4 separate regions of the Homo sapiens genome follow, and regions 2, 3 and 4 are each linked to region 1. Evidence: chromatin contacts called from ENCODE Hi-C or POLR2A ChIA-PET data. All regions are on one chromosome and are shown on one strand. The core of a region is the stretch at or near the end of the contact, and the rest is flanking DNA. Distances in the headings are between cores, read along the strand shown. Region 1 overlaps CTIF (cap binding complex dependent translation initiation factor). Region 2 holds the start of DYM-AS1 (DYM antisense RNA 1). Region 3 has its middle 31 kb from the start of DYM-AS1. Region 4 has its middle 25 kb from the start of SMAD7.

The links. A loop is a pair of places that touch in the nucleus more often than their neighbours do. ChIA-PET counts read pairs that join two places held with the same protein, here RNA polymerase II (POLR2A). Pooled maps may share reads with other maps.
Region 2: a map of HCT116 shows a loop between it and region 1 (9-fold over the local background). The contact joins the promoter of DYM-AS1 here to the enhancer-like site in region 1. A Hi-C loop is called at or near these places in 7 of 168 maps with a recorded cell type or tissue (GM12878, HCT116, K562 and 4 more), 31 of 37 single-sample maps with no recorded cell type and 16 of 50 pooled maps.
Region 3: a pooled map shows a loop between it and region 1 (2.4-fold over the local background). The contact joins two enhancer-like sites. A Hi-C loop is called at or near these places in 2 of 37 single-sample maps with no recorded cell type and 7 of 50 pooled maps.
Region 4: a loop to region 1 is called in a map of B cell, with 5 times the contacts of the local background. The contact joins two enhancer-like sites. A Hi-C loop is called at or near these places in 5 of 168 maps with a recorded cell type or tissue (B cell, CD4-positive, alpha-beta T cell, CD8-positive, alpha-beta T cell and 2 more), 10 of 37 single-sample maps with no recorded cell type and 17 of 50 pooled maps. POLR2A ChIA-PET finds 5 or more read pairs at or near these places in 1 of 52 experiments (HepG2).

Annotation. Positions count from the first base shown.
Region 1 is chr18:48,673,618-48,681,238 of GRCh38, reverse strand. The region is part of intron 6 of CTIF (cap binding complex dependent translation initiation factor); the gene reads right to left. It overlaps LOC105372107 (a long non-coding RNA gene), which reads left to right. Exons shown (of 4, transcript XR_007066460.1): 4 at 7,563-7,621. Among named protein-coding and RNA genes, the nearest start is that of MIR4743, 6.8 kb to the right of the region's middle. RefSeq lists enhancers at 4,031-4,090, 4,111-4,180, 4,817-5,441, 5,915-6,094. Within about 2 kb of position 4,263, at least 8 of the 41 ENCODE cell types and tissues checked have a DNase peak (open chromatin) inside an H3K27ac peak, as active enhancers do.
Region 2 is chr18:49,019,536-49,027,156 of GRCh38, reverse strand. It overlaps DYM-AS1 (DYM antisense RNA 1), which reads right to left and starts at 3,454. Exons shown (of 5, transcript NR_148999.1): 1 at 3,418-3,454; 2 at 2,848-2,935; 3 at 1,004-1,120. RefSeq lists an enhancer at 889-1,790.
Region 3 is chr18:48,988,497-48,996,117 of GRCh38, reverse strand. No RefSeq gene overlaps it. Among named protein-coding and RNA genes, the nearest start is that of DYM-AS1, 31 kb to the left of the region's middle. RefSeq lists enhancers at 1-727, 728-1,497, 4,560-5,189 and a silencer at 4,896-5,044. Within about 2 kb of position 3,782, at least 10 of the 41 ENCODE cell types and tissues checked have a DNase peak (open chromatin) inside an H3K27ac peak, as active enhancers do.
Region 4 is chr18:48,972,352-48,979,972 of GRCh38, reverse strand. No RefSeq gene overlaps it. Among named protein-coding and RNA genes, the nearest start is that of SMAD7, 25 kb to the right of the region's middle. RefSeq lists silencers at 3,569-3,688, 3,719-4,018, 4,119-4,238. Within about 2 kb of position 4,337, at least 24 of the 41 ENCODE cell types and tissues checked have a DNase peak (open chromatin) inside an H3K27ac peak, as active enhancers do.

The sequences.
Region 1 (7,621 bases), core at 3,014-5,513:
GCCCCCCTGGCTGTATAGAACAGAGGGGCCTGGGATTGTGCAGCAGCTCACAATGGAAGGAAGAGGGTGTAGGAGGGAGGTCCCTGGGCTGACCCTGGTATTGTTCTTGGGCCAGAGGAAAGCTTCCTCCTGCCTGGCCGCTGCAATGCTGGAAAAACGCCTTCCAGCCAGTAAGAGTCAGTGTGTCCTGGGGGGGCCGCCTGCCGGCGGGTCAGCCTGGGAGCCGAGGCCCATTCACAAATGCCTGCTGGAGAGCACGTAGCCCTGTCCGTCCCCGCCCCCTCCACCACCACTGCTCCCAGTGACAGAAGCAGGGGGAAACTAAAATAACTGGGCTTCTCCGCCCCTAAACTCACCGCTGCCAGGAAGGAGAATGAGACCAGAAATGGGACATTGGCTAATAAAGGAATAATGGATGCTTCACACCCTTGGCGACACCTTCCTCTTCCCCCAAGCCCCGGCGGCTCCTTCCACAAAGGACAGAGGAGGGAAGATGCTGGACCGGCAAGCAATCTCAATCAACCAGGCCTGGCCCAAGTCATCAAGGGCATCGCCAAATTGGCTCAGGGAGTGGGAGGATTAAACCAGACCCTGGAAACTGCTGAAGGACAGGGACGGCAAGGCTGCGGGCTGTGTGGCCCCATTCATCAAAGCGGGTGGACGTGTGCAGGGTGGGTCTGCCTCTGGGCATCCGTCGACAGGGCCACTCAGGCCAGCCTGGGGCCTGCTCACTGTGTACCGGGCACCCCTGCTGGCCTCTTCTCAACCCTGAGCTCATTCCTCCAGCAGGGCTAGGCCAGCAGCTCTTTGTCTGTGTGATGGCCTTGGCCCAGCTGAGACCTTGAGGAAGGCTGTCCTCAATCTGGCCTTCTTTGAGCCTACTGTCCCAGCTCCCTGTCCCATGCTGGCCTCAAGGCCCTACTCCCTGAAGGATTAAGCCCTCTGATACTCATCAAGGGATTCTGGATATGGTCTGGCCCAAAGTAGGGCATGGACAGATGACCTCTCCACTGGGGCCAAGTCCTACTTTTAAAGGGCTCTAGCCTTTGTCCCTAACAAATAACAAAACTTCTTCCCTGGTGCCTGGAGGGAGATCCTGGGAACTCCCTCTTGGTCTCCAGGAGGAGGGCATAGGCTCAGTCAGGCCCTGTCCCACGGCTTCTGAATCCTCCTTCCATCCTGCATTTCCTTGCTGGAGAGCATTCGGCTGAGTCCCTATTTGGTCAGGTCCCAAGACGTCCAGGGCCACCCCCAACTGCTCTCCCTACATACAGTCTCCCCTCTCGAGGACTCCTGGACTCCCCCACTCTCAACAGCCTCCTTTTCTCCTGACCATAATTCTCTTTCTCCCCATAGGTCCCTCTCCCCTCCCAGGCCACCCCCCAAGGCCCAGTTCCAGGTCTACCTCCTCCAGGAGGCACAAATGCATGGAGGGGCATAAAAAAGGGGAAAACCTCAAAATTGGCCTAGAATCAAGACCCCCAAAAAACCAAGAAACCTCTGTGGGCTGATGTGGTCTGATTTATCCAGAATAGTTTCATGCAGGAGGTGAAATTGGAACAGGGCCATGAAAGAGGGGGAAGATTTGAGCAAGAAAGAGGGAAGGACATAAGAGGAAAGAGAAATGGGTGAGCAGAAGACTCCCCCAACAGTCTTTTCTGTCTAAGGTCAAGGGCAGGAAGACAGTCACCCTTTAGGTCTCAGTCTCAGGAGGAGCTGGGGAAAGCCAACAGTCCCTGCCCTCCATCTCCCACCCGCCAAGAAACCCACAGAAGGAAGCTGTTGGACCATCTCCAAGCGCAGTTCTTATCTGCCAAGCTTGCCAGTTCTCTGCCTGCTTCCAGATGTGACTACCACTTCATGAGGCCACATCACATCTGCAGAGTGTTTTTTAAGTTCAAAAATCCCTGTCATTATATGAACTGGTTTATTGTATTTTGACTCTTAGCACAGCTTTGCAACGTAAGTTGAACAGGTATATGACCCCCAACTTTACAGCAGAAGAAATGGAAGCTGGAAGAAAATTATTTTGGGTGAATTACACAATGTTCTGTGTGCAAAGCAGAAGGGCTCTTGGATGACTAGTGAGTGAGCTTTAGGATTTCTGCCACCTGTTTTAACTCTCAGAGGTTTCCTTTTTTGTTCTGTTTATATTCTAGATCAGTGTTTGGCAAACTTTTTCTGTAAAAAGCCAGAGAGTCAATATTTTAGGCTTTGCCGGCGATAGGGTCCACACAGCAAGTGGCTGTGGCACAAATGCAGTCACAGACAGGAAGCAAGTGAATGGGTGTGGCTGCGTTTTGATAAAACTTTATTTGCAAAAACAGGCTGGAGAGCTGGACTTGGTCTGTGGACCAGTTTGCCAATCCCTAAAATCCTAGCCGTGGCCTGGATCATTGAGGTGTTCCTATAGGGTGGGCAGACTTGCCCAGGCCCCTTGAAGCCTGCCCCACACAGCCCTGAAAGTACTCGCTGCCCACAGTCCCAGCTCCCTGCCTTCTGCTCCGCATGGAGTGAGCAGGAGGAGGCCCGCGTGGAAACCCCATCTAGACGCAGACAGTGGCCTCTTCCCGAGGAACTTTCCCAGTTGTCACCAACAAAAGTCTTCACCTCCAGAATAATCAGTTCTTTAAAAAAAAAAAAAAAAGACTCACAAATAACAAAAAATAAAAATAGGCTCGCCTCACAGAGCACGCTGCCCCTTCCCAGTGGACCTGCTACCTGGAGGTCTCAGACAGGAAACCACGGATTGGAGAACTTCTGGCCCCATTTATTGTATGGGCGCCTATTTTTGTCCTGAGGGAGGAAGCACTTGGGGGTGGGGAGGTGGCTGGGGAGGGAAAGGGGCTCTCGTTTGTAAGACCCCCTCCTTGATGGCTGCTACAGCGTCTTGGGCCAGCAGGGATGGGGAAGGCCACTACAAACCTGTCTGATTAAAAAAGAAGAAAAAAATATTTCTCTTTCAAAGCTGTCTGTAGAGGCTTTTCTCTTTTTTTCTTTCCATTTTTATTGCCTTCAGCAGTAGAGAGAAAAACAGAGATACCCACTTTCTTGTTCTTGCTTATTAAGGAAATGACATTCACCCCTAACTTGCTGTACGTGACTACCGTCTCCTGGAATTAGAAAATGTTTTTCCAGCACCTCTTCCTCCTCATCGTCCCTCCTTAGAAAGAGGTACCAGAGGAGTCAGGCTGCCTGGATTCCAATCCCCCTTCTCCCAGCTGTGTGATTTGAGGCAAGGTATTTGAGCTCAGTTCTCCAATCTGTGAAATAATAATAGAATAAACATTTCCCAGGGTATTTGTGAGACTTCAGAGATAGTATATGCAGCCCGCAGCTCAGACAGCACTCAAGTCATGGTAGCCTCTGTGGTGGAGGCACAAGTTCTGGACTAAGATGCTGGGTGGGAGTCCCTCTGGGGCAGGAGCAAGTCACTCAACCCATATTTAATGAGCCCCTAGATGTGCCCCAGGGGAACGTACACTCCACTGGGAGAATACAGACGCAAAAGAAATAAAGCAAACATGCGACAGGCGCTGCAGGGAAGAATCGAGTGACGATTCTTGAGTGATGAGGAGGCATATGGAGTGTTCACAAGCCCTTACTGAGAAGGTTACATCCGACCAAAGACATCGGTCTGTAAAGTGAGGTCAATAACAGTACGTGCTCCATGGGACAACGTGAGGGTAAGATTAGAAAAAGCAAGGACCTTCTCAGTTCCTGGAACACGGAAAGCACTCTGTGAATGTTCGCTAGTGTTACTGTTGGTGCATTACGCTCCTTGTTGAATTCTCACTAAGGGGACATTAGGAGAATACCATGTCCCCGTCTATGGGACAGGTACCAGCCCCTGCACTTAAACTCAGTCCATAATGGCTATAAGACAATGCCTGGGACACAGAGAGATGCCTGATCCGTAATGTTGGCCTGGGTGAATAAGGTCAGACCTCACCTCCGTGGGACCACGGGTGACATGGAGCAACAGTCGCCGGTGCACAGGGCCTGGGGAGGCGAGGTGGGGCATGGTTTTCAGGACTCTGCTCCTGGGTGTCTCGGGGCACTTTACTAATCCTCACGCCTGTGAGTTAGCATGTCCTAGAAGTTTCCAGAAGACTTGGCAACAGCTAACACAGCCCTAGGGAACAATAAAGTTACTCCTTCTCATCTGGAGGTCTGGGAACCCGGCTACAGAGGCTTCAACCCCAGTGTGGGGCAGCCCCAGCCGCGGCCCCGGCCTCCCGCCCAGGACCCCCATTACTAAATAGCAGCAGCGCCACCTGCTGGGGCTGCCAGGCCATTCCTTATCGGCCACCATTTTCACTCCTCCAGGAGTGAGGGACACCTGAGTGTCATTTCATGGAGCCATGATTTTCATTTTGAAAGCTCATTTGTCCCTCGGATTCTTTAGAGAGGTAGTGGGGAGGATCTCTCTGTTATCATCCAGGGCCAAGCAGAAGAACGAGGAAGGAACTGTCCCTTCCTTTAGCCATCTCCCGTGTGAAGGCTGGACTTGGACACAGGCTCAGGAGGCCAGAAAGCCACTTTCCGTCCCCTGAGCCTTCTGGGGACCCTCAATGGGGAATGCTTTGGGCACATCCCTAAGGCCAGAAATCCCACTTGACCGGGTGGCGTCCACTGTTGTGTGGGCACTAAGCCCCTTTCACAGCAAAGGGCTCCTGAGTCACACGCTCTGGACAAGGCCAGCAATGTGGGGGCAGGGGAGCCGGCCCTGCTAGGTCTGAGCCATCTAATGATTAACGGCCAACAGACACAGAATTTGGTTTCAAAATTTCCTAAGAGAAAGGCAAAACGAGAAGTCAGTGGGTTATGTAGTTCCTACTGTCAGACCAAAGACAGCAGACATAATGTTTGTCTGGGAGAATTCAAGGATAATGACCAAAATACGTCCTGATAGAAAGCCCTGGGCAGGACACTGGATAATTCAACAAACAACGTCTTTCAATGGGGTATTGTATATGACACAAAAGCACCAGGCCACTGTGTGATATAAGGAGGTGGCATTTCCGCAGGGCGCCGAGGGCCCTGTGCCCGGGAACCTGAGGAAATCTAATGCTCACCTAGGGGCCATCTAGGGCACAGGGACAACATGCCCGTTAGACCGTCTTTCTCACACTGGTCGCGCCGACTTCACACACATGGAGAAATTGCTCCCCAAGTCACACCTCAGAGTAAAGGGGTCCTGGGGGAGGGGGTGCCGGGGGGTGGTCTCAGACCAGAGATGAGGTGAAGGATATGCAATTCGGATTTCATCCCTTGCCTTCACATGGAACTTGGTCAAGTTAACTTGGAACTTAGTCAAGTTAATTCAGAACTTAGTAAATTAACTCGGCTTAGACTATGGATTACAGATTATGCGGCTCCATCTCCCCACTTAGCCAGCCCCCATCCTTCCAAGGGCGGAAGCCAACACTTTGTAACTCCCCCAGCCCCACCCCAGTGGGTGTTCCCCTGCAGCCCCGTGCTGCTGCCCTCCTGGAAGCAGTGTGTTCCCAGGGGTCCCAGGGAGGGGCGGGCCCTCTGGAGGAGTGTCATGCCTTGGCCTAGCAGGGGACATGTGGCCCAACAGGAGCTTCCCTACACCTTAGTGTGGCTGCCTCTTGCACCTCGCCATCCTCCCACTTGCTGCAGGGAGGAAGGGCCTGGGCATTGAGTGGGGTCATTTTCAGGACAGTGTGCATGTGCAGCGCTGACCAGGAGGCATGGCCGGTGAAGACGCCTTTGGCTGCTGGCGCTGGGACCAGGGGACTTCCCACAGCAAGCACCAGGCTGGAGCCTGCAGAGTGGTGCGCTGGTGCCCTCTAGTGGGAGCACACCACCATACAGCCACCGATCCTGGCGAGGCCTCCACTCCAGCAGTCCTCAACACTGGGGCCACACTCAGAGCAGGACTGTTAATGATGGGCCTGGGCTGCCCACAACACTGACAGAGTGGTAGCCTGGCCAACCCCTCCACTCCTGTGATAGAGATGCCAAAAATGCTACCAGGACACCAGCCTTGTGGATGGAATTTGGGGGTCCCCTAGAACTGCAGTCTGAGCCCAAGTGTGTGTCTCAGTGTCTGCCTGCCCTATGGCTTCAACACTGAGAACCATGATTGAACCCTGAATCCATGGCCCTGTACTCAGAGCCTTCTGCTGCCCCCCATCTCCCACCCACTCCACCCCCGCCGACCCCCCACCACCCCATCAGTGTTCTTAGAGAGCAATGTCAGTCTCAACTGGCCTGAGGCTGCCATTGTATGGCATGTCATGCCTCGGTGTGGATGCCATAAAACCTGGCTATTGGCTAGCTCCTATCCCAGCGTACCTGCTCCTTTCCCTCCAGCCACCAGTGTGGGAAGGAAGACCTTGGGGACAGTTAACACCACCAACAGACCCTTTACTTAACTAGCTCACTAAATGCCTTTTCAGAGTGCAGAACTATTCCTGGCAGCAGGGGTTCACAGAGGTATAGGGTGAGCCCTGGACACAGACACCTACTGTCTACCCTGTTGCCCCACATCCTTGTGGGGGCTCCAAGAGCCTGAGTCCAGCAGCTCCAGAGATGAAGTTCCTGAGGTCAGCACTGCAGTGAGACTCACCCCTGGATTCATTGCCAGTTGTGGAAACACAGCCAGATGGAGTCACCAGGAATAGGGGCCTTGGCTTTGGCTGGAGAGGAGCTTGGCCAGACGCCTAGGTGTCAGCATCTGACCCCCAGTGGAGGCATCACCTCCTAAAACCACTCATTGTGGCATGCGCTCTGTGTGTAACCCACTGAGAGATAAGCTAGGGCTCCCAGGAGATCAACAGGCATTCAGTGTGGGGGCCCATGGCGCCCTCTGCTTTGTACTCAGCCACACATTCACGCCCCAGACTGCAGGAGCTGCAGCAGCACAGGGGAGGAAGGTGGGGTGTACTGGGAGAGGACCCAGACTTTGCCCTTCAGGGACTGTGACCTGGGCAAGGCACCAGCACTTGCTCGGGCATTTGCAGCTTTGAATGCATGTGGTAATCTGTGCATGTCTCATTTCCTCTACTAGGCTGTGCCTCTCGTGGGGAACTGTATCTTATGTGATCAATTCTCTCTCTCTAAAAGGCTAGGGCAGAGCACTTGTCCATGAAGATGAGTTAAGTGAGCAAGTGAAGGAAAGAGGAAGATTTGGCAGAGGCACTTGAGGCTTACAGAACAGCCATGTGCTCCCCTTCTTCCCGCTCCCCTGCAGAAGTGTCAGCCCTTGCAGTTGGGGCGGGGGCATGTGACTAGTTCTGTCCAATGGGCTCTGAGTGGAGCTGATATTTCTGGGCCAAAGCATTTAAGACATACAGCAGGGGTGTCCAATCTTTTGGCTTCCCTGGGCCACACCGAAACAACTGTCTTGGGCCACACATAAAATACACTAATGATAGCTGATGAGCTAAAACAAAAAATTGTAAAATACCTCATAATGTTTTAAGAAAGTTTAAAAATTTGTTTTGGGCCATATTCAAAGCCATCCTGGGCCACAGGTTGGCCAAGCTTGACCTAGAACACGACCCTCCAGCTCTCTTTGCCTGTGCCAGGGCCACTTGGATACCATGGATTGAGATGGCAGGGCCACAGAACGCAATCCACCTGGACC
Region 2 (7,621 bases), core at 2,205-4,704, 350 kb before region 1:
GACTTTATTTACCCACCCCACTGGGGGCCAGGGCTGAGCAGAGAGATGTCTCAGGGGAGGGGTGTAGCCTTAGCCCCCCGCCCCAAGACCCTCACTCGTCCCCCTGCCTCTGCTCTGTCCGGACCACCCTTTCTGTCCCATCTCCCTGGTCAGTCACTGTCCCCCTTCAAGGCCAGACTCAGCAGCTGTCCTTGCAGCCAACCCAGCTGGTCAGATGCCCCTCCCTGGGCCCACAGTGTCCCGGTCGGGACCCTGACTCCACGATGTTAGGAAGCCCCTCGGGGCAGCGTCATGCCATGCGCTTCACACAGGAGCCCCATCGCCATGTTGGCATCTGTAAGGTCCCCAGGAACATCCGGACAGGAGAGGTGACCAGATGCTCCTGAGACCAAGGAGCTATGGCACAGGGTTGGGGCCACACTGAGTTCCAAACCACGGAAGCTGATACCCACACACTTGGCTCCCTCCTGGCCACTACTGCTGGGGCAGAGACCAGGGTGCTCCCCACCTCCCCACCTGGCTACCCTGGACAGAACCTGGCCCTGCAGCAGCTGCCTGGCTACCCAGGGGCACCTGTGTGCCTGGGCTGTCACTGGACTCTCTGAGCCTCAGTTTCCCCATCTGTACCTGGAATGCCAAGCCTGTAGAAGCAGGACTGTGGAGCACAAGATGACAGATGCAGAGTGCCCAGGAAGCAGGGGATGGAGAAATGGCAGGGGCTCAGTGGTGGCGACTGTCACTGCAGGCTGCCAGCAATATTGGTCCCGACCTGAATTCACCTGGATGACAACCTCATGGAGGGAATTTCCCTGGGTGTGTGTTGAAGAGATGCAAAGACCAGGCAGTGGGGCGGAGCAGCACCTAAGCCCCAAGAGCTCTGCCCAGAGCCTGGCATGGGGGGCCTTGTGGTGGGGCTGTCTGTCTTTTGGGTGAGTGTAGAGGGAGCAGAAGAAACTGCCTGGGGCCAGAGCCTGGGTCTTAGCCACCTCTGAGGAGGACTCACCTCATTGACCAGTTTAAATCCCGCCTCCTCCAGGAAGCTGTCCTGGATCAGCCCAGCTCCAGTATCCTTCCTTCCCGGGCTCCCAAAGCTCAACCACAGTCCTGCCATTCCCGTTACCTGCCAAGCGCACAGGACAAACAAAACACCAGCATCAGCGATGAGGAGCTGGCCCTTCCTGTGCCAGGTCACCAGTCTGCATAATGGGGATGACATTCTTCCCTACAGACCTCAGAGGCCGTGGAGGCCAGAGGGGAGGTTGGCCCGCCCTGAGGCTAGGAGGAGGCTTCCACTTGGCAGGGGGCTGTTGGCTGAGGGATGTAGGGGCTGAAGGATCTATTGTCATTGGGAGAGGCTGGTGCCAGGGTGTGTGGAGAGGGGGCACTCAGGGAGGTGAGTCCTGCTCAGGGTCGGTCCTGCCCAGCCACTGGCTGCACCAGTTAAAGCCCCACCAGGACAGAGCTGGCAGAGCAGGGGTGTCCAGGGCAGAGAAACATCCTCAAACCAGCCACTCCCCACCCCATAGAGAGCAGGAAGCCCCAACTCAGCCTCCTCCTGGGCGTAGAGACCAGGAAACCAGATGTGGTGAGACGGCCATCTCAAAATGCACACATCTTCAAAGCGGGGCTATTTTCCATGTCCTTTGGACAATTTTAGAACAAATTTGTAACACTGGGATGCTAATGGATGACAGTCATGCTGTGTTCATGCAGGTATCTGTGTCTGGGCACCTTCGGAGGCTGTTGCTGATACAGCATCTTGGGAGGTGGGGTGGGGAGGTGTTTCTTAAAGGACCTCCAGATTTCCTTTTAGGTTCACTGCATGTTGCAAAGGACTGAACCTTCAGGAACTGGGGGAGGGGCTACAGAGCCAGCTGGCGAGGGGGTGTGGGCAGCCCTGAGGACCCCCTGTCTGGGGGGGTGGGGGTGGAAGGCACAGTTTCGTCTGAAACCACCCTTCACACACCCCCTTCTCCCAGCTCCACACGGAATCCGGGTGTATTCACGCGCTGAGGCCACCACGACAAAGTGCCACAAACAGGGCGGCTGAAACAACAGATGTGTATTTTCTGACCATTCTGGAAGCTGGATGTCCATAATCAGGGCATGGGCAGGGCTGGCTGCCCCTGAGGCCTCTTGGAGAGGCCTTGCCTGGCTCTTGGAGCAGCTGCCCTTAGTGGTGGGGCTTGCAGACGGCCACCTTCCTGCCGCGGCCTCGCACGGTTGCCCCTGGTCTGTGTCTTATCTGTGCCCTAATCTCCTCTTCTTTTAAGGACATCTGTCATGTTGGATCAGGGCCCACCGATATGGCCTCACTTTAACTTCACTACCTCTCTTTAAAAACCCCATCTCTGGGCCAGGCACAGTGACTCATGCCTGTAACCCCATTGCTTTGGGAGGCTGAGGCCAGGAGCTTGAGACGAGCCTGGGCGACATGGTGAAACCCCATATCTACAAAAAAATACAAAAATTAGCCAGGCATGGTGGTACCTACCCCTCATCCCAGCTACCAGGAAGTCCGCGGCAGGAGGATCTCTTGAGCCCAGGAGGTAGAGGCTGGGGAGGGCCGTATCATGTCACTGCACTCCGGCCTGGGGGACAGAGTGAGGCCCTGTCTCAAAAAAACAAAAACAAAACAAACCCATCTCCAACACAATCCCATTCTGAGGTACCAGGGGTTAGGACTTCAGTGGAGGAACTGGGGGGACATAATTTAGCCACAACACCAGACGCCTCTCATTACTTTGGTCTGACCCTCAGTGCTTCCCTGTTTAACCACGTTTCTTTGCTTTCCTCTTCTGTCAGGGGCCCTCCCCACTCCACACTCCCTGCCCAACATACACCCACCCATACACAGGATTGGGGGTCCGAGAGCAGCTCCTTTGCCATCCCCGCCAGCCTGAGCTTTCTTCTCACCCAGCAGAGCTGTCCATCCCTGAAGCAGAAACGTGGGGTCCACTGCTCCCAGGCAGCTCTCTCCCTGTGAACTCTGATTCTGCCTCCTCCTGGGGATGAAGGCCCCAGGGTTCCCCATCAGCCCTCCAGCCTGGCCTGATTTGTACAGCCCCTCCCTGGACCATCTCTCTGCGGCACCCCAGAGGCGGCTCAGTAGACCAGGTGACCAGGACAAGGGCCGCAGGAGGTTCGGGAGGAGAGGCAGGCCAGGGCCAGGGTGCTTTGGGCTGCCGAGGAGACGTCCCACAGGCCACCCAGGATGTGGTCTGCCCCGGGGACATGGATTTGGGGTCCTGTGCATGGGAGATAAGCATAAGCTAAGGTGGAGATCCTGGGGTACACCCACATTTAGGGGTGCTGGACAGAAGGGAGCTCCTTGGGGGGAACTGAGGCCCAGGCATGGAGGAGGAGGAAGGAACAGAAGGGAGAAGGGGTCATAGAAGCCAAGGGCCAGGGTATCACCGAGAAGGCTGGAATGGGGCTGAGAGGTGAAGAAAGGTCACGCAGAAATGAGCACAATGAATTCAGCCACCCAGAGGTGCCAGGCTCCGTGGTGACAGGAGTCTTTGTACAGGGTGGGCAGGAAGCAGGTGGCAGCTGTTTTGTTTATCAGTTACTGCATGACAAGTAACGCCAGAACTCAGCTGCTTCAAACAACCGTTTTCTTATGCACCCAGATTCTGTGGTTAGGAGATCGGACAGGGCGCAGAAGGGGCAGCTTGCCCCGTCCATGATGTCTAGGGCTCACTGGCAGGTCTCCAAAGCTGGAGCCAAAATGACCTGGACGTGAATGTCTTCCCTCAGGTCTTGGGGGGCGACGCTGGCTGTGGTCTGGGACTTCAGCCGGGGCTGTCAGCTGGAACCTGGCCTAGGGCCTGGGATTCCTCCCAGCATGGGACCTCACAGTAGCTGGACTTGGACGTGGTGGCTCAGGGCACCAAGCAAGTGTCCAGCACACCAAGCCAAGGCTCCATCACCATTCACTCCAGAGCCTGAAAAGAGGGAAGGCAGCATCATAGAGGGGCTGAAGAACATGGACCCCGGAGACAGACCACCTGGGTTCCAATCACACTCCAGCACGTACTGGCTGTGGGACCTCTCAGGGCCTCCATTTCCTTATCTATAAAATGGAGGTAATAATTGATGTTCACGCAAAGCTGTTACGAAGATTAAGCCCGTGCTGCAAGGTGGCGCCCTCAGAGCAGAGCCTGATGCATCCATGGTCCATGCCTCACAGGTGTGTGTTGCTGGAAGTGTTATCCCGAGGGGAGCTCCTAAGAGGCAAGGCATGGGCACGCCTGTGGGAGGGGAGGCGGGAGCCCAGGGAAGGGAGAGCCTGCAGCCTCGGGGGTGGGTGGTGCAGGCCTTCCAGGGGCCAGGGCAGCCTCCACGTGCAACGTCACATTTCATCTGTGCCTCAAAGTCCATATGGGGGAGATCCAGCTTGGGGACACCATGAGCAAGGGCTTGGTCAGCCCCAAATCAAGGCAGGTTCAGAGAATGGGAAGTGGCTCCACTCAGCTGAGGCCATGGCCAGTGGAGAGGGTGGCCCCAGCCCTGGCCCAGTGGGTCCTAGTTAGGGCTGTGATGATGATTTTGATATTTGAGAACATGTGGCAGGCCCAGCAAAGTGGTTTCAGGTCAGCTCTTCCATTCCAAGCCCATTCCCCTGCCCAACAGTCACTCCTTTACTTCACTGTTGCCATCCTTAAACAGGGCAGAGGCCGTGTGAGCCCATTAGGACACAGGTGTGAAATAACTCCCCAAGAGGCTGTGTGTAATCCCAGTACTTTGGGAGACCATGGCGGGAGGATCACTTGAGCCCAGGAGTTCAAGACCAACCTAAGCAACATAGTGAGATCTTGCCACTAAAAAGCATTTTAAAATCTAGCTGGGTGTGGTGGCACACACCTATATTTCCAGGAGGCTGAGGCGGGAGGATTGCTTGAGCCCAGGATGTCGAGGCTACAGTGGGCTATGATCATACCATTGTACTCCAGGCTAGGTGACAGAGCAAGACCCACCTCTTTTAAAAAAAAAAAAAAAAAAAGGCTGTGTGGACCCAAGTATGCATGCGTGTGCATGTATGTGTGTGTCTGCATGTGTGTGCACGTGCGTGTGTATGTGTCTGTGTGTAACAATCAGGGCCATCACGTTGTGGTCCAGCCAGCATGTCAAGTCTGTGTGTGGGGCGCCCTCTGCAGTTAAGCAGTGCACAACCCATGCAGCTGTACCTGGCAGCCCTGAGTGTGGACTGTGGGACCGTCTGCTAGGTAACCTCCCTGACGCCAGGCCCAGGCCCCGCCTCCCAGCCCCTCATGCCCTGCCTGCGGGAGCTACAAACCTGAGCTCACCACTCTACAGGCTCTTTTCCCTCTGGTGAGGCTGCTCCCTGGGTCTCTGGTCCTGGCATGCTCCTCCTGCAGATGCTGTGGGGACAGCAAGGTGTAGGGCGGTGTGACCTTGGCTCTGAGACTGGCTAGGCCCCTCCTCTGTTACCTGAGTCATGGAATTCTCCAGAAGTGGGCAGGGCTGAGCCCTGGAGCCAGGAGAGGTGAGGTCATGGGTTTTGTCTACCATGGGCCCTGCCATCAGGCAGGGAAGGGTGTGTCCCCTCCGTGGGGCGTGGCGGCTGAACCCAGGTTTCCCGGAGCTCCTGGCTTTGACCTAAGCCTGAGCGTCCCTCCCACAGGCCGGAGCTCTCTCGTTGGTGCTGCACCTCCATCCGGGGCTACATGTCCCCTCCACCTTTCTCACCCAACACTGGACGGCAGGGAAGCCCTGTGAGGGAAGAGGGGGTGAGTTAGGGCCCCTGGGGGCTGCGTGCTGCAGATGGAGGTGGGGGACCACACTAGCTGTGCGCTTTGCCTGGAGAGGTGGGGATGGGATGTCCTGGTGAAGGGCTAGAGGGGTAGCCAGGGCCCAGCTGTGGCAGTGGGGGCAGTGGCACTGGACTCCAGTGTGGTGACCATGCCGGCCCTGGAGGGGTCTGAGCCGGGGCATGGCTTGGCAAAGGTCATGGTGGAACTGGACAGCTGTGTGGGAGCGGAGGGGAGGCCAGGGTAGGCAGGGCCCTCACAGGCAATTGCAGCCAGGCCCTGACGACTGCAAGGGTTCCCATGCGGGATCCGGGACCCACACTGGACGAGCCCCCTGCCACTCTCCACACACTTCACCCAGTCTCAGTCACTCTCCCACCAGCTCCGAAACAGAGGGGAAACTGAGGCCTCAGGAGGTAGCTCTGGGCCCCAGCTCACACAGGGACTGCAGGGGCTTGGACCCAGCTTCCCCAGCTCCAGAGCCAGCGCCTCTTTCCCCTTGCCCGCCACGCGGCCGCCTCTGTCCGTGCTGGTGGGATTTGATTCCAGGTGATGGCCTCAGGCTGGGCGCCTGGGAGGATGTCAGTGGAGGGGGTGGTGCGTTTTGGGGCCGAGGGGAGGTGAGGAGGCTGTTTTCAGGCATGCCGAGTCTGTAGTGGGGATGACACATCCCTGTGGACATGCAGAAACCACCGGAGACATAGGTCTGGACTCGGGAGAGGCCATGACTGGGGCTTCCAATGTCAGCTCCCCAGAGGCAAGAAAGACAACTTCAGGCCACCTGAGCCTTCAGGGGATTCAGAGAGCAGAGGTGCCAGGATGGGGGAATGGGGGTAGGGTCTGGGTTGCCAGACTTCCACCCCAAACCACAGCAAGCCACCACCAGGGAGCCTGGTTTGGGGTCTGTGACGATCTATAGAAGGGGTGAGGGTGGAAGAGGCATGGGGCACAGGGTGAGGGGCAAAGGGCAGCCTCCCTGGGTGGAGAAGAAGGCCGGGGGTGGGGGAGTCTGCATATCCACCCAAGTCCCCTGTCCCTAGGGCTGGCCACGATTCCTCCTGCCCCAGAGCTGCTGGGGGATGCCGGGGCAGGAAGCTGGAGCGAGGGTTACAGCCAGGGCAGCCTGATGGCAAGAGAGACCATCCCCTCCTGCCTGACACCCCGCTCCTGTGTGGAGCACATTCATGGTTGTCACCCCGGTGCTGCCTGGGGACCAGCTCTTCACGCTCAGCAGTTACAGCAGGAGCCAGGCTGCTGGGAAACAGTGGATGTGTGGCCTGGGGGACCTTGGAGCACTTTTCCTCACTCAGTCCCAGACTCACAGGGATCCGCGCATGTACGTGCACACACACACATACACACACACCACACATCACACACACTCATTCACACACACACACTCATTCACACACACACATCACACACATTCATTCACATTCACACTCGTACACACCACACACACGCTCATTCACTCATACACACACACCACACATCACACACACACAGTACACACACACATTCACTCACATTCACACTTGTACACACCACACACATGCTCATTCACACACGCACGCCACATCACACACTCTCATTCACTCACACTCACATACCACACACACCACACACATCACACATGCTCGTTCACTCACACTCACCACATATCACACATGCTAATTCAGTCACATTCACTCACACTCACCACACACCAGACACATCACACATGCTCAGTCACATTCACTCTCATCACCACACATCACACACATTCACTCACATTCACACGCACACACTTGCTTACACACACTGACTCACTCACTCGTACTCACATGCTTGCACACACTTGCAGCCAA
Region 3 (7,621 bases), core at 2,533-5,032, 320 kb before region 1:
CCACTTCAGCAGGGCTCCTGGAAGATGGTGGCTGCTCAATACGTGTTTGTTGAGTGACTATCCTAGACCCAAGCTAGAGCTGCTGAAACTGGGTGTGTGGGAGACCTTATGGACATCTGCATTTCAGCAGGCCTTCCAGGGGAGCGGGTGATGAGGGGCTGCGAACACCATGAAGGGGCAAAGGGCCCCAGTTCCTCTGGCTGGGGTGTTTGCTGGGCCTGAAAGCAGAACAGGCAGCTGACTTCGGGAATAGGAGCTCCTCTATTCTCACGCTGTCTTTATTCAACCAACCTCTTTTATAGAAATGGTCCTCTTGGTTTCTAGGACACGAAGCTACTGAATAATCAAGAAATGAAAGATGGGTCCATCACAAACCAGACAATTGCTTGGGACTCCGAGGACGTCCTGTCGGCAGTTCTCAATGCAGAGGAACCCATGTGGATGCGTGGCTTGCGCCTAGGCTGATCCCCGGCCTGGCTCCAGGCGGGCATCACTGTCTGCCCTGTACTCTGCCTTCCCGCCGTCCTCACCAGCTTGGAGGATTCTGAAAGGGAGCCCATGCCTAGGAGGTCTGGCGGCTTCTCCTGCCATCCTATTTCTGGGCCTGGCCACAAGGAGGTTTCCAAGAAGGGCCCTTGGTCAATATCACAGACAGCTCTTGGGTTCCTGAGCTGTGCCTTGTTAGGGCAGACCATAGAATCCAGCCACAGGCACAGGCTATCACCACCACCTGCTCCATGTGGGTCCCTCCTCTGTGTACTGGAGGTGTGAGGACACTGCTGGGGCTCAAGTTACAGGCCCTGTACCCCTCAAAAGACAGAGTCTGACTGCAGAGGGCAAACACTCCACAAAGCCAACTGAAAAGCATTGAGTGGGAAGGCAGTGGGGAGCTCTGAGTGTGACCCCCGTGCCGAGGCATCCACTCAAGGGCTGATGGGTGGGAGAGGCGCTGGGACCTGGGGAGCAGGATGTGGAGATGGGAGTTCTCCTGGGAAGGCAGGTCTTGCAGGGCTTATGGCAGGACGGTACAGAGAAGGGGTCCTGGGAAGCAGGGGACTGGTGTGGGTTAGGTGGGTTGGGTCACTGTTTGGGAGGCGTGACAGTTGTCTCTGCTTTCCGCACGCCTTCAAACTCAATGGCACGAAACTGGAGGGCACAAAGGCCCTCCCCTCAAAACCCCCAAATCGCCCACCATCTCTGCGTCCTGCTACTGGCCACATTTTAAATTGCCCGCCATCTCTGCGTCTTGCTACTGGCCACATTTTAACAAATGATGTTCAGCATTTTTCCCTTTGGGTTTGTCAGAGCAGGGTTGTCCCTGGATGTTCTGTAGGGTCGTTGTGTCGGGGGCAGGGGTGGGGGAGGAGTAAAGGGGTTGCGGGGAGGAAGGGAGGGAAGCACCCTGGGAACTATTTCTACACAAATAACTAGCTATTTTAGTTTCCCTACTGGACTAAATGCCAAGTATCAATTAAAATTTTTTGAAGAAAAAAACAGATGTATTAATTCTTGCTTCCTCCTTTTGTTGGCGGGTCTGCTCTTTGCCATTTGTGAGGCCGTGTGTGGGTGTGAACGTCTGTGTGTGCACATGAAAGGCTGCGTGTGCTGGACACGTGCTGTATCCACACATGTACTCACACCCGGATGAGACGGCACCCTTCACCAATTATGAAACTGCTTCACAAATCCAACCTCAGAAATGACTGGATTTAGCGTTTTTATGGGGTGGGATGGTGAGGCACATCCCCCCCACATGCCGTCTCCCATGAGGACAGAAAAGAGCATCATACTTTATTTTATGACCAAGAGGTCATTCGTCTATATCTGCTCTTGAAAGCCACTGAGGACATTTTGCCAATCACTAGGAGAAACTAAATAAACAGAGCCAAACAGTGTCAGCTCTCTGCGGCTGAGTAATTATGAGGAATTCCTCTTTAAATAGAAGTTTAAGTAAATATAGAAAGATCACTTTACAGAAGGCAGCTCCAGAAGAGATGGGGGAGCGGGGCCACAGGCGACCCTTCCAAGTCAAGGAGAAGGTAAAGGCCGAGCTTGGAGAAACCAGAACCGGAGGGTTTCTGGTATGAAACAGACACGCTTCTCCTTCTTCCGTGCCTGGAAGCAATGTGCCAAGTTGTTTCTGCCTTCATCTTGGCAGGCTTCAATTTCGGATGCTTCATTTATAAAAATGGCTTCTGTTCTGGGCCTGGGCTTAAACCCTGGCCCTGAAGACTCACTCTTGTCCGCCAGCTCACCAGGGCTCTGTCCCATTGGTCACTGTGCTGAGCCTTGGAGGAGGGATGGAGTGTGGGGAACAGGTGGAGCTCGGGAGATCACTGCAAACCGAGAGGAGCCCTTGGTAACGCGTAGTAACTAGTTCGTGATACTGTCGGTTGGTGCTAGGCGAGTCAGAAAGGCCAATGAGCAATGGATGAGTGGAAGATGATTGTTATCCTGGTCTGGGGAGACAGAAGGCCTCTCACAAGTCTGACCAGTCCCCATGGAGAAGCCCCACCTAGTGCGAGCTGCCCACTCTATTCTGTGAACATGAGGGCTGTGCAATGATCTCTCTCCCCTTGTCTGAACATTCTCTGGTCCCCCGCAGGGCTGTGAATTCCCCATGGTCACGGCAACTGAAAAAGTCGTTGCCTTGAAAGCTCAAGCAGAAACTGTGTTCTGCACTGTGAAACACCAAGACCCGTTCTAAGTCCCTACCACACAAAGACTGAGAAGTCCTGGAAGGCTTCCCAGGGGAGGTAGCACACGAATGATGTTTTGAGGAATGAATAGGAGTTTGCTGGAGGAAGGAGGCAGGGCATTCTAGAGCAGGTGGACATCTCAGAGGGATCAATCCCAACATGTTGGGAAACTCTGAGCAGACAGGGAATAATGGCTGGAATGTGGGTGGAGGAGGGAAAAGATGAGGGCAGATGGGAGCGAGGACGAAGGAAGGTCAGCCTCCTTCCAGAGGACTCTGTCCTAGAGCAGTGGGAAGCGATGGGAGGAGTTAGGCAGGAATGTGGCACACCCAGGCTCCCCTGTTTCAGACTTCCCAAGGCGGGGTATGAAGGCTTGAAGGTGGATGAGCGTGGCAGTGTGACATTAAGTTAACAGATGGCTGCAGTGGTTTGGTGACAAATGACAATGCCTGGCCCAGGCTGGTGGAGGGAGGTGGAGAGCAGTAGACAGAATGGGGAAGTAAGTGCTGAAATCAGCCATGAAGTTAGTAGGGGTGGGGGCAGGAAGGAGTCAAGGACAAGGTTGAGGAAATCTGTCGGATGACGCTGTCATTTGTGCATTGGGAAAACCAGAGCAGGAGCAGACTGAGTGTGGCCAGGCTGGGGCTGTGCCTGGAGAGAGGGTCTACACGCAGCTGGGTGAGGGGTCCGGAATTCAGAAAGGAGGTCCGGGCTCGAGAGGCCTTGGGCACAGATAGCATTTGAAACCGTGGTTTGGGTGAAGTCACTCCTTGGAGAATGTGGAGCGAGGACAGTACTGAGGCCAGTCCCCAGGGGACCCACATTTGGGGCAAGTGGCAGGGGAGACTGAGGAGTCCACTGAGAGGACAGTTGGGGGAGTGGGGAGTGTTCTAGAAGATGAGGCAGGAGGCAGAGGAGGGGACGGTCCATGGCATCAACATCACCCAGAGAGGGCCTGAAAAGCGGCCACTGGATGACAGCAAATGAGGCTGGAGGCCATGAAGAGGCCTGTTCAGTGAAGAAGGGGACACCCCAGCTGGCCTGGCCTGCAGACTGGCCCTTCCAGCAATTGCCACACTTCCTCCTGCCAGGAACATGGTTGCCGCGATAGTGCCAGGCGGGGGACACCATCCGGCCAGTGCTGGACAAGGAGAGGGGAGGAGCCAGACCCATGCCCTCCTCCATGTCTGACCCGAGCTTGAGGCTGTGGGGCAGGTATGAGGTGAGCCTCTATTCCTGCCGGAGCAGAAGCTGCCACCTTACTGTGGGTCTGCACTGGGTGGCCAGCATGAGGTGCCCGGGTAAGGCGGCTGGCCCTCGCCTGCAGGACAGACCAGCTGTGACAGTCATCTTCCTGGGTGAGCTGGGTGTTAGCAGTGTGGGGAAAAGGCGTTGGAGAAGGTGCCTTCCCTGGAGACAGGTTAGGCCCTGAGGCAGAGTCCTGAGCAGCCTACACCCCAGACCAATTAAATCCGAGCCTCTGCTGCGAGTCTCGGCCCCAGTGTTTGTGAAAGCTCCCCAGGTGATTCAACCCCTCCAGGGCTGAAAACCGCCAGTCTAGGGAGAGAAAACCCAGGTGTAGGGCTCTGTGAGCGCTTTAGATCGGAGCAAAGCAGCAGCACTGAAGCAACAGAACCCAGGAAGAGGCTGAACTCAGATGGGCAGGGCCGGCTGCACAGCAAGGTCAGCCTCCCTTCCAAGGGGCTCCTTCCTTCTCCCTCCGGTCCTCGAGGCCCTGGTGTTGTTTTCCTCCAGGAAGGGTCATCCCCACCCCACCTTTAGCCCCCGTCTTAACCCAGCAAGATCCTCTGGAGCTCCTCCCTCCCCTGCCACCCTACCCCACCGTTTCTGGGAAACTGCCCCGGGCAGGCTCCTGAGTGGTCATCCCCGGACTCTCTGCATTGGTGAAGCTCACAGCCCAGTGCCAGCCCACGCCCCAAACTGAGGCCCCTCTCCAGTGTCAGGGAGGTGGAGGACTGCCTGAGGCCCCTCAACCTACATCTGTCCTTGGACCCAGAGCATGGAGAGAGGGCAGCCCACCAGGGTCACTGACCTCAGAGCCCAGACTTTTGCTCTGAGCTGGGGAGGGTCCCAGGCTTGGCAGGGTTGGGGCTCAGGAGGAATTGGGGGAGGGCCCGAGTCAGTGTGGTCCCTCCTTCCTGGAGGAGAGCTCTTGGAGGCCAGGCGAGAGTTCTGCTTCTGGGAATTAGGAATGAAGAGGTCCTGTCTGGAGACCAGGTCAGAATCCCATCCAGCCTCAGGGCAGGGTGGCCCCAGCACCCCTCCCATCATTCCTGGGATGAACTCCCGGAGTGGCGTGACCCTGATGTGACATGCCGAGCTCTCCCTGGCCTCCTTCATAACAGGTTCTGCAGGGACAGACTGACCTAATCTCCTCCTGGGGTAGGACTGAGGATGCCACAGACCAGAGGTGAGGCGACCTTCACAGGGTCGCGCAGCACCTGGTGGTCTGGTCAGTTCTAGAATCCCGGACTCCAGAGGCCTGCTCCTGTGGACTTTCCAAACACTGCCATGACTCACTAATGGTGACACATACCGAGCATGGCCTGTGTGCCCTGCCCCCTCTTGGAAGCTCACTGAGGGGAGAGTGTGGGTGTGCAGCCCTTTGCTACCAGGGAGCCCACAGCATGGGTGTGGACACCCCTTCTCGCACACACACAAAAACCCCAAAAGCCTCAAGGCAGCAGTGTCTCTGCTAAGCCTCGTGGCTCAGACTGGACCTGGGATGGGGACAGGTAGGGTCTGGGTGAGCAGTGTGGCAGGCAGAGGGTGCAGGAGGGTGAGTAGGAGACCAGCTGAACACATATGTGGACAGGCGGGGAGGCTCCCAGTCACGAGGCCGAGCCTCACTGTGCAGGAGGGAAGCTCACTCTCTCTCTCCAGCTGTGGGGCTGGATGGAGCAGGGACAGGGAGGGGCCCAGGACAGTGGAGGGTCTCTCAGGCTGTGTCCAGGCTGGGTTTTCTCCCTCCCTACCCCTCCCTCCTTCCTGCCCATTGCTGTATGAGAGGGCACCCAGGCATTCGCTTTTAGAGTTGTCTTTAGGGTTGTGGAAATGGAGAGAAATCAGGGCCTGGTAGGAAGGATGGGGGCAGGAGGCTCTGCACAGCAGTGTCAAGAATTCAGGAATCAAGTCACTGGGAGAAATGTGGCTTCTCTCTGGCCCCAGCCCCTCACTGGGGTCTTAAGCTCCCAGCCCTCGCCAGCCACCTCCTCCCTCATCCAAGTTAAACGAGCCTGGAGTTGGATAAGAATTCCAGGCCAGGACCTTTGGGAAGTAGAAACCGCCAATCTTATCCACTGGGCTCTGAGGAATTTGGCAGGGCCAGGAGGAAGGGGCTCCACGGACTGGGCTGGACACCCCAGCCTATCTCCCCCACCCTGGAGCAGGGGGCGCGCTCATTATTAATAGCCCCACAATAAACCCCAGCGATAAGGCTCTCCTCTTCCCACCACGCAGATAGTTCTTCCAGTTCAGAACAAAGAAACAGAGAACAAACAGCCAGGTTTCGTGGAGGGGTTTTGTCCATAGAACAAATCTCTGGGTTGATGCCACAGCGCACGGCCAAAGAGGTCTCACATCTTGGTCTGCCTGACCTGCCAGGGGATTCTCTTTGCTGTACAGAAGAAGCGCCCATGCAACCTCACCTCGGCTCCTCTGTTCAGCTGTCCCTCTCCCTGCCAGCTGAAAGCTAACCCAGGCCTGGCAGCCAGTTCCAATAAGGCCTCCCCTATAGCCCCACAGTCTGAGTTTTCTGCCAAAGCAGGGTCAGAGGTGCACCGTTGGGTGGTGGGCTAATTCCTTCCCCTGAGTGCGTCCTGTCTCCAGTTTGGAAAAGCCCAGGTTCCTAGCTGGAGGTCTTTTTTTTTTTGAGACAGGGGCTCACCTGTCACCCAGGCTGAAGTGCAGTGGTGTGATTATGGCTCATCGCAGCCTTGAATTCCTATGCTCCAATGATTCTCTTGCCTCACTCTGCTGAACAGCTGGGATTACAGGCACATGCCACCACATCTGGCTTAGATAGGGTCATAAGAGCAATCACACAGCAAACAACAAGCTTGTGAAAGCAGAGAGAAATGGGCTGGGGCACAGTCAGCAGCTAGGGTGGCACCTGCCCTGGCTCCAGGGTACCTGGGATCAGGGTCTGGCATCCTCTGCTGGCTGCAGGTTGACAGAGGACAAAATGTTCCTCAGTGTTCTATGGCTGGGACTCTCCCCAACCCACAGCCCCCGGGCAGCCCCAGAGGGGCTATGAGACATTCCCTCCGGATACTGCCACCTGGGTCAGGCCTGAGCGTGGGGTGCAGCCAGAGAACCTGATTTTGGGGTCAGCTCAGGAGCCCCCTAAGCCACTAAGTAGCCAGCTTCCTAGGGTCCCACAGGAACACTCAGAACTCCAGCGGAGGAGCTCGGCTCTGCCTGATTCTGACCTTGACCTTGGCCTTGCTTGGCGAGACCTGTGCCCTGGGAAGGCCCCCAGTGCCTCCCTCACCTATCAGGCTCCAGGAGACCACCTTCACTCCGTCTGAGCCCCCAGCCTTGGGCCTGCTCTGAGTTCCTGAGCTGAAGGCCTGACAGTGACCCTGCTGCCTGATCTCCGGGCCTGAAGGCTGGGCAGGCTGCAGGGAGGCCAGACCTTCCTGGGGGTGCACCCTGTATGAAGCTGGCCCTCCTCCCCCAGCTCAGGCTGGGTTAGCAGAGATCTCCCAAGACCGATGCCCACCACAGGACCAGAGGGGTCGAGATAGGCGTGTTGGGCTTTTCAGAAAAACATGAGCCTCTTCCTCAGTACAAGAAAATTTGGGGAAACTTTTTTTTTTTTTGAGACGGAATCTAGCTCTGTCACCGAAGCTGGAGTGCAATGGTGCAATCTTGGCGCGCTGCAACCTCCACCTCCCAGG
Region 4 (7,621 bases), core at 3,088-5,587, 300 kb before region 1:
CAGCTGCCAGGGATGTTCTGCCACAGTCCTGCTCCCTGGGCATGGCCATTGGTGTGTAGATGGCAGATGCCTGCTGAGGATGAGTGTGACTTTGTCCCCTCTGGCTCCCCAGCACTGAGCCAGGGCCTGGCACCAGCAGGTGCCCCATAAGCATGTGGGGGATGAAGGGAATGGTCCAGGTACTAAGAGACTGAGGGGCTTGGAGAGAGAAGAGCCAGTTGTGCCTGGAGCCAGGTACTCACTAGTGGGGTACCCAGGGCCAGGGAGGAATGGTGGAGTGGGGCATGGGGCAGGCCCTTCCAGTAGGGAGGGCTGGGGGTCCTCAGGGGCCTGATGTCTCACCGTCCAGAGAGGACTGGAGTTGGGTGGGGAGTGCTCTGTGGTCATGGGTGCCAGAGTCTCAGCCAGTGCACAGGGCACCTTCATGCCAGTTAGGAGGCACCCTTCCTCCCTCCAGGTGCCCAGCCCTGCCCCAGGACCCTGGGAGCTGCCTCAGACCCTCAGCTGGGCACCCTTGTGTAGGACACAACCTGGGTGCTACATGTGAGACTCTCTGGGTATAGAGTGTGACTGTGTTGTGTGGGGGTGCGGGATGTGGTATATACGCACACGTGCAGGGAGCGGGGTATGTGTGGTTGGAGAGGGTTGTGTTGTGTGTTGTGTGGGGGTGGGGGATGTGGTATATACGCACACACGCAGGGAGCGAGGTATGTGTGGTTGGAGAGGGTTGCGTTGTGTGTACATGGTGTGAGAATGGAGAATTAGTGTGGTATGCGTGTGGTGTATGTGTGTGTGCTGTGTGTGGGTGTGTGTGATGTGGGGTGTGTGAATTTGTGCTGCACTTTGCAAGCCTCCCAGGCTGGGTGGCCTCTGTGCAGGGAGAGCTGGGAGGCCTAGCTGTGAGGGTGCCACGTCCTAGAGCCAGAAACTCAGGTGTCTCAGTGGCCAAGCCTTCGCCTGCCCCTGGGAGTGGGGCCGACACGGGGTCTGCAATGGCAGAGAACGGGCTGAAGGTCCTCAGTGGGCAGGCACAGCTGGCCTCCCCTCAGGAAGGCCCTTCCTTCCAGAACTCTGGACTATCCCTTAGTTAGGGAGGGAACGGTCTGGACAGACTGAGCCGAGGAAAATATTCCTGGTCAAGGGATGCCCTCAGCTTGAGGTGCCTGGTCGGAGGCTCAGAAGAGATCTGGGGGAGATGCTGGGTCCACACAAGGATGATGTTCTGGAAACCGGAACTGCCCAACGGTGGAGGAGGCCGCTTCCTAAGGGAGCAAAGCCCCACCCCCTATGCCCTTGATGAGTTCCAGCAATGCTGCGGCCCCCTCAGCCATGGTGTTGGAGGAATCTCCCCTTCATGGTGCAGGACATGGGTCAGAACACGACCCCACAGACCCCTCACCCTCCTGGGTTCCACAGAAGCAATGGGGATGCCCGGGACACCTCCTTCCTTCAATTGCACCTGCTGCCCCTCCCCGGAAGTTCCTCCATTGCTTTTCCCCCGTGGCCCCTCCAAATACTCCAGGATACCAGGATGTGGAAGGCACTTTAAAGCCACCCTCTCATTTTACAGATGAGGACACTGCGGCCCTTACAGGGAAGGGACTCGCCCAAGGTCACAGAGGTACAGCTAACACCACGGGCACGCCTCGAACCAGGCACCCACCTAAGCGCCCTCATCTCCTCACGCCAGGCCCGAGGTGGGACCTTCTCCATCTTACACAGGGGAGGACTTGGCCTGGGGTTGAGAGAAGCCAATATGGCCCAGGTCACAGCACTAGAAAGAGGGCAGGATTCTCACAGGGTCCCCTCTGCCTCCAAGGCCCTGCTGCTGACCCTGACGCTCACACTCGGTGTCCCCCACACAGCGATGAATCTGTCGTGTCCACTGAGAGAGGAAGACAGATCCTCTCAGTACCATCTGCCAGGGACAGGGTTAGGGAGGCTGGGCAGCTCACTCAGCCTAAGTTTGTTTCCCCAGTAGTCAAACGGGGATAATAATAGTAACATTTGGGGCTTGTAAGATTTCCATAAAACATGTGACGCCTTCTCTTTGGAGACCTCAACAAGCAACGTTTCTCCTCTCCATCCCCTTCCATGACCAAAGTGCTACCCTCACCAAGCCTCCTAGCCTCCTGGCTTCCCACACCCTTAGGGCTTCGGCCAGCTTTCTTGGGGTACCACCTACATACAGTATGATGCACCCATTTTGCATTCAGTGTTGGATGAGTTGGGACAACTGTATACTTCCATCCACATAACCGCTCCCGGAAATGGGGCACCCAGGGCCAGGGAGGAATGGGGGGTGAGGGGCCATGGGGGAAAGGCCTTCCAGTGGGGAAGGTTACTGACTCCTCAGTAACCTGAAGTCTCAGGGTCCAGAGAGGCCGGTAGGTGGGTGGGGAGTGCTCTGCGGTCGCAGGTGCCAGAGACTGAATCAAGATATGGGACAGTTCCATCACCCCCAGAATTCCCTTGTCCTCATCCCAGTCACTGCCCCCACCCCCACCGCAAGACAACCAATACTTTTGGTGGACTAGGGACTACATTTGTCTCTTCTAGGGTTTTCCATAAATGGGGGCCACACCATATGTATCCTTTTGTGTTTGGCTTCTTCACTCAGCATAATAATGTATGTGGGGTTTACTCAGCTTCGCCCGTCAGTAGTCTGATCCCTTTTATGCCTGCAGAACAGAACCAGGAAGAGGTGGCCTCTCCGCCGCTGTGCCTCCTCAGAACCTGCTGTGGCTTCTGAGCAGCGGTGGCTTCAGTGCTGGGCACACTGGGCCTGGCCCACAGGAAGGGCTCAAGTTCGTTGCGAGCAAATTGACTGAACCCTTGATATTCGGGAAAACACAAATTGCCTAAACTAGGCGGGGAGTCATTTCATTGCTTTTCTTTTCTTTTCTTTTCTTTTTTTTTTTTGAGACGGAGTCTCGCTTTGTCGCCCAGGCTGGAGTGCAATGGCGCCATCTCGGCTCACTACAACCTCCTTCTCCCGGGTTCTACTGATTCTCGTGCCTCAGCCTCTCAAGTAGCTGGGATTACAGGCATGCGCCACATGCACGGCCAATTTCTTTCCCCCCCCCCCTTTTTTTTTTGTATTTTTAATAGAGACAGGGTTTCACCATGTTTGCCAGGCTGGTCTTGAACTCCTAACCTCAGGTGATCCCCCAGCCTGGGCCTCCCAAAGTGCTGCGATTACAGGCGTGAGCCACCTAACCGGCCCATTTCATTGTTTTTCAAGCAGTCCCACCAGCGTGGAGAGGAAGGGGTAAAATTTAAATACGATGAAGAGGAAAGGACGGCTTAAGATAAAGAGCTTGGGCTGACGAGGGAATAGTCCCAGGGTTCAATTATCCAGCAGAGCGCGGCCTCCCCACGCCCGCCCACCGGGGATAATTAAAAGCCGGACGCCTCGGTCCCTTCCCCAGGGAGGCGGCGGCGCTCCGCGTGTGAAACGGCGCTCAGAAATGAACGGCGACACAGTGGCTTCATTGTTCGGCGGCGGGGGAAACTGAGGCCGGAGGGCGGCCGCCGGGTGACTGGAGGCTGGGTCACCACGTGAGTCAGAGGCGCAGACGGGCAAGATTGCTGTCATTAAGGTTTACAGGTCTGCAGCCGCCGCCGCGGCTGTGCGGCCCGAGCCGCGCCCGGCCCGGGTCTCGCTCGGCCACCCCGCCTCGGCGCCTCGAGCGCAACTGCGGGTGGCTCGGCCACCGCGGGGGGCTGGAGAGGTGACCCCGACGGTCTCCGCCCGCCCTGCGCTCCTCTGCCGCCGCCGCCGCCGCCCCGCTCCCGCGGGCCCGCCCTCTGACAGCGCCCGCTGAGGGCCAAGCCTGGCGGCTGGAACCTGAGCCCCGGGGTGGCTGCCACCCCCGCCCGGCCTCTACCTGCGCCACCCGCGCGGCGCCCCGGGAGGCGGCGCGAGCTCTGGGAGCGCGGCGCCGGGAAGACGGCATACGGCCCGGCCCTCGCCGCCGCCCGGCGCCTCCGCTGCGCGCGCGCCCGCCGCCCCGCCCCCCACTCCTGGGCGCGCGCACCTCGCTTCTCCCGAGGCCGCGGGGTCCCGGTTGCGCGCCCGGCCCGCCCGCCCCTTCCCCCTGCCTCCCCGGCCTCGCGTCGCCACCCGGCTGAGTCACGGGCCGCGCACACTGCACGTCTGACTGCACGGGCCCCTCGGGCCTGCACCTCCGCGGCCCGGAAGGGACGGAAGCCCCGCGTCCCCACCCCCACCCCGGGAGGGTCCCTGCGGCAGTTACGGGGGAGCAGCGATAGCTGCCCTGGAGGTCGCATTCCCACCCGGCCCCCGAGTTCTCCGGGAGAACTCCCCCGCAGCCTCGGCGGCATCGCCTCCTCCAATCTCCCCAGGAATCGTGTTTCCCCCAACCCTGCCTCCGTGCGCGCCGGGGTGGCGGCGGGATCCCGGTGCCGCCACCCCTCGGCCCCTCCGCCGCCGTGCGGGACCGCGATGGGGGAGGGGACAGGCCCGGTTTCGGTGAGGGGGCTGGGGTCGGCCACGCCCTCTTCCCTGGCCCCAGGGTGGGGGCCGCGAGGATGGCGGGGTCACCGGGCTGAACTCGCGCCTGTCTGACCTGCGGGGGTGTAGGCGGTGTGGACTGTGGACTGGAAGACGTCCTTAAATTTTTAAAAATAGTCTTGCCGTATGGAGAAGAACACTGGAACCTTTAAGTCCGCATCCCCTCGCCCGATTCGGCTCGTCTTAGTCCAGAGTGTAACTCCAAACATACTTATTAAGAAACTGTTGCTTTATTTTGACTCGTTTACATAAAATTTCCACTTTGGGGGGGATGGCGGTGGGCTTGTGGATTCCCTAAAATAACTTTTAATGGAGCGAAGCCTTCCATTATGGGAAGCGCCTAGACGCGGAGAGGCGTCTGGGGGCCTGGGTTGCCGTCACAGCCCTGCCACCAGCTGGCTGAGCGACCGGGGCACGTCGCTGCCCCCTCTGCCCGTGTTAGGAGAGTGGCCGCGGCGGGGCGACTGCACGAGCTGCCCCTAGGATTGAAAGACAGAGGCTGTCTCTCCTTAACTTGCTTTGATCCTGCAGAGAAGCAAAATGGAGTGAGATTAAAAATAAAGAAGATGCAAGCAGTTTGCTTTTCTGAATGGTGTGCCTTCCGCCCCGCTCCAGTTGTATTTATCATGCAGACAAGGTCAAGGTAACCTTCACGGTCTGGCCAGTTCCATTAAGTACAGAGTGCCCTTTCACTAGGAGGAGACCTCCATTGAGAACTTTACTTCCCACATCACTCGGGAACCTTCAGGGCTTTGAAGGCTCCTACTCCAAAGGGTCAGGAGGGGAGAGGCCCGGAGGGAATGCGAAGAGAGACTTTTCACAAAGGGAGAGAAGAATGAAGGTGAACAGGTGATGTCGACTTGATGTGTGACATTTAGGGATTCATAAACGGTTTATGGTCCTGTCCCAGGAGGCCCTGCCCTCCCCACCCCCATGGCTCCGAGGGGCTGAGTAATGTGGACACCCCGAGGTAGCGAGGTAGCGCAGCTAGGAGACTTTACTGCCTGGTCCTGCGCTCTGCTAACCTGCCTGCTTCCTTCCTCCCTCCCCTCTGCTCTGCCAGGGTGGGTAGGGGGGTGAGTGGAACAGAGCCCACAGGGATGCTGTTTCACAAAGCTAGTGTCAGGGTCCCCTCCCACCGCCCCCCAGCAGCACACACGTGCATTAGCATGTCTGTGATGGGTGAGAGGCAGCTGCAGGGAATCGCAAGGTTAATTTAAAATGATGGAGTGGTGGGAAGAATGAAAGGCCACGATTAGAGCTCAACTTTGAAAGAAGGCAGGGGAACAATTACTTTAAAAGGTTTTAATTGGTCCTGTTCTGAAGAACTCACTCCTCCTTTGCTAAAACCCTAGGCCAGCTCAGACCTGCATTTCTGGATTGCCCAAGTGCCTCCCTGTTTTTCCCCTTTGAACAGTAATTCTCAGAGTGAATGCCTCCACTGCCCTCTCTCCGTAGCCTTCTCGGTTTTGGTATATGGGTGTGTGTGTGTGTGTGTGTGTGTGTGTGTGTGTTTGTGTGTGTGTGTAGCTAGCTGGCTACTTATCTATCTTTATATAGCAGATTTGCAGGCTGGCAGGTCAAAGGACTTGCAGGAGGAGAAGAGGGCCTCTCTAAATTATTCTCTCAACTCCTTAGCCTGACTCACTTGGGGCGGGTCTACATTGCAATCTAAGTAAAGTGAGGGAGGAAAGTGGCTTCTAGCAAACTGAAAACCTTTTGAGAGAAAGGGCGATGGGCCTGAAGGTGAGGTCCTAGCTATGCCAGCCATGGAAACAAACACCCTGTAAAACACTGAACTCCCTTTCAAGTTACTTGCAATTGACTGGCTTGCACCAGATAATAAGGCTGGGTTCTTTCCCGCAAGAGAACTACCTACATCTTAATGGAAAAAGGGGTCAAAAGTGGCCAGTCTGCTCTGTTCAAAATGTTCAAAAATGGCGGATCCTAGGACTGGGGCTGGAAATGCTGAAGATGAGTCCGGAACACCTTGTGGTTCTGGGAAGTAAGAAAGTGCTCAAGATGAAAGGGATGTGGGTATGTCAGAAGGACACAGGGACCAACCTGAAAGAGGGCCCAGCCTCAAACCTGGAACAACTGGAACAACAAAATCAATAATGTAGTATTAGATTCAAATATAAAATATAAAATAGGGGCCGGGTGCGGTGGTTCACGCCTGTAATCCCAGCACTTCGGGAGGCTGAGGCAGGCGGATCACTTGAGGTCAGGAGTTTTGAGACCAGCCTGGCCAACACGGTGAAACCCCATTTCTACTAAAAATACAAAAATTAGCTGGGCGTGGTGGCGGGCACCTGTAACCCCAGCTACTCGGGAGGCTGAGGCAGGAGAATCACTTGAAAGCAGAGGTTGCAGTGAGCCAAGATTGCACCACTGCACTCCGGCCTGGGCAACAAGAGCGAAACTCTGTCTCAATAAATAAATAAATAAATAAATAAATAAATAAAATACTTGTGAATGAACCCATGCTAATACAAAGGCATGGTTGGATAAGTGCATGGAGAAGAAGAGACAATCTCGCATGCAGATAATTTCAAATAATTCATGTAGACAAAACACTACGTATCTGTGTATGTAGGTAAACTCCCCTGAAGGAAGTGGAGCCTAATTCCCTCTCCCGTTGAGGGTGCACTGCCCTTAGTGATTTGCTTCCAAAGGCTACACACAGTATGGAAGGAGGTTGTGGGAGAGAAGAACTTTATAGTGGGGAAACCTGCAAACACTACCTGACCAGTGCTGAAGGTCAGCATCACCAGTGCTAAGTCATGTTGACAGCATGCACCGCAATATGATGTGGACTTCTTTTCCCTAACCCATAATTCCAGTCTAACGATGAGAAAAACATCAGACAAATCCTGTTGAAGGACATTCTACAAAATACTTGACCTGTGTGGAATCCTGGATGGGTTCTGGAAGAGAAAAAGGACGTTAGGGAAAAATGAATTGGAGTAAAGTATGGAATTTCGTTAATAGTAATATACCAACGCTAGTTTCAGGGTTGTGACGAATATTGACAGAATAATTTAAGATGGAAATTGAATATGGGGTAATACTGGAACTCTCTTT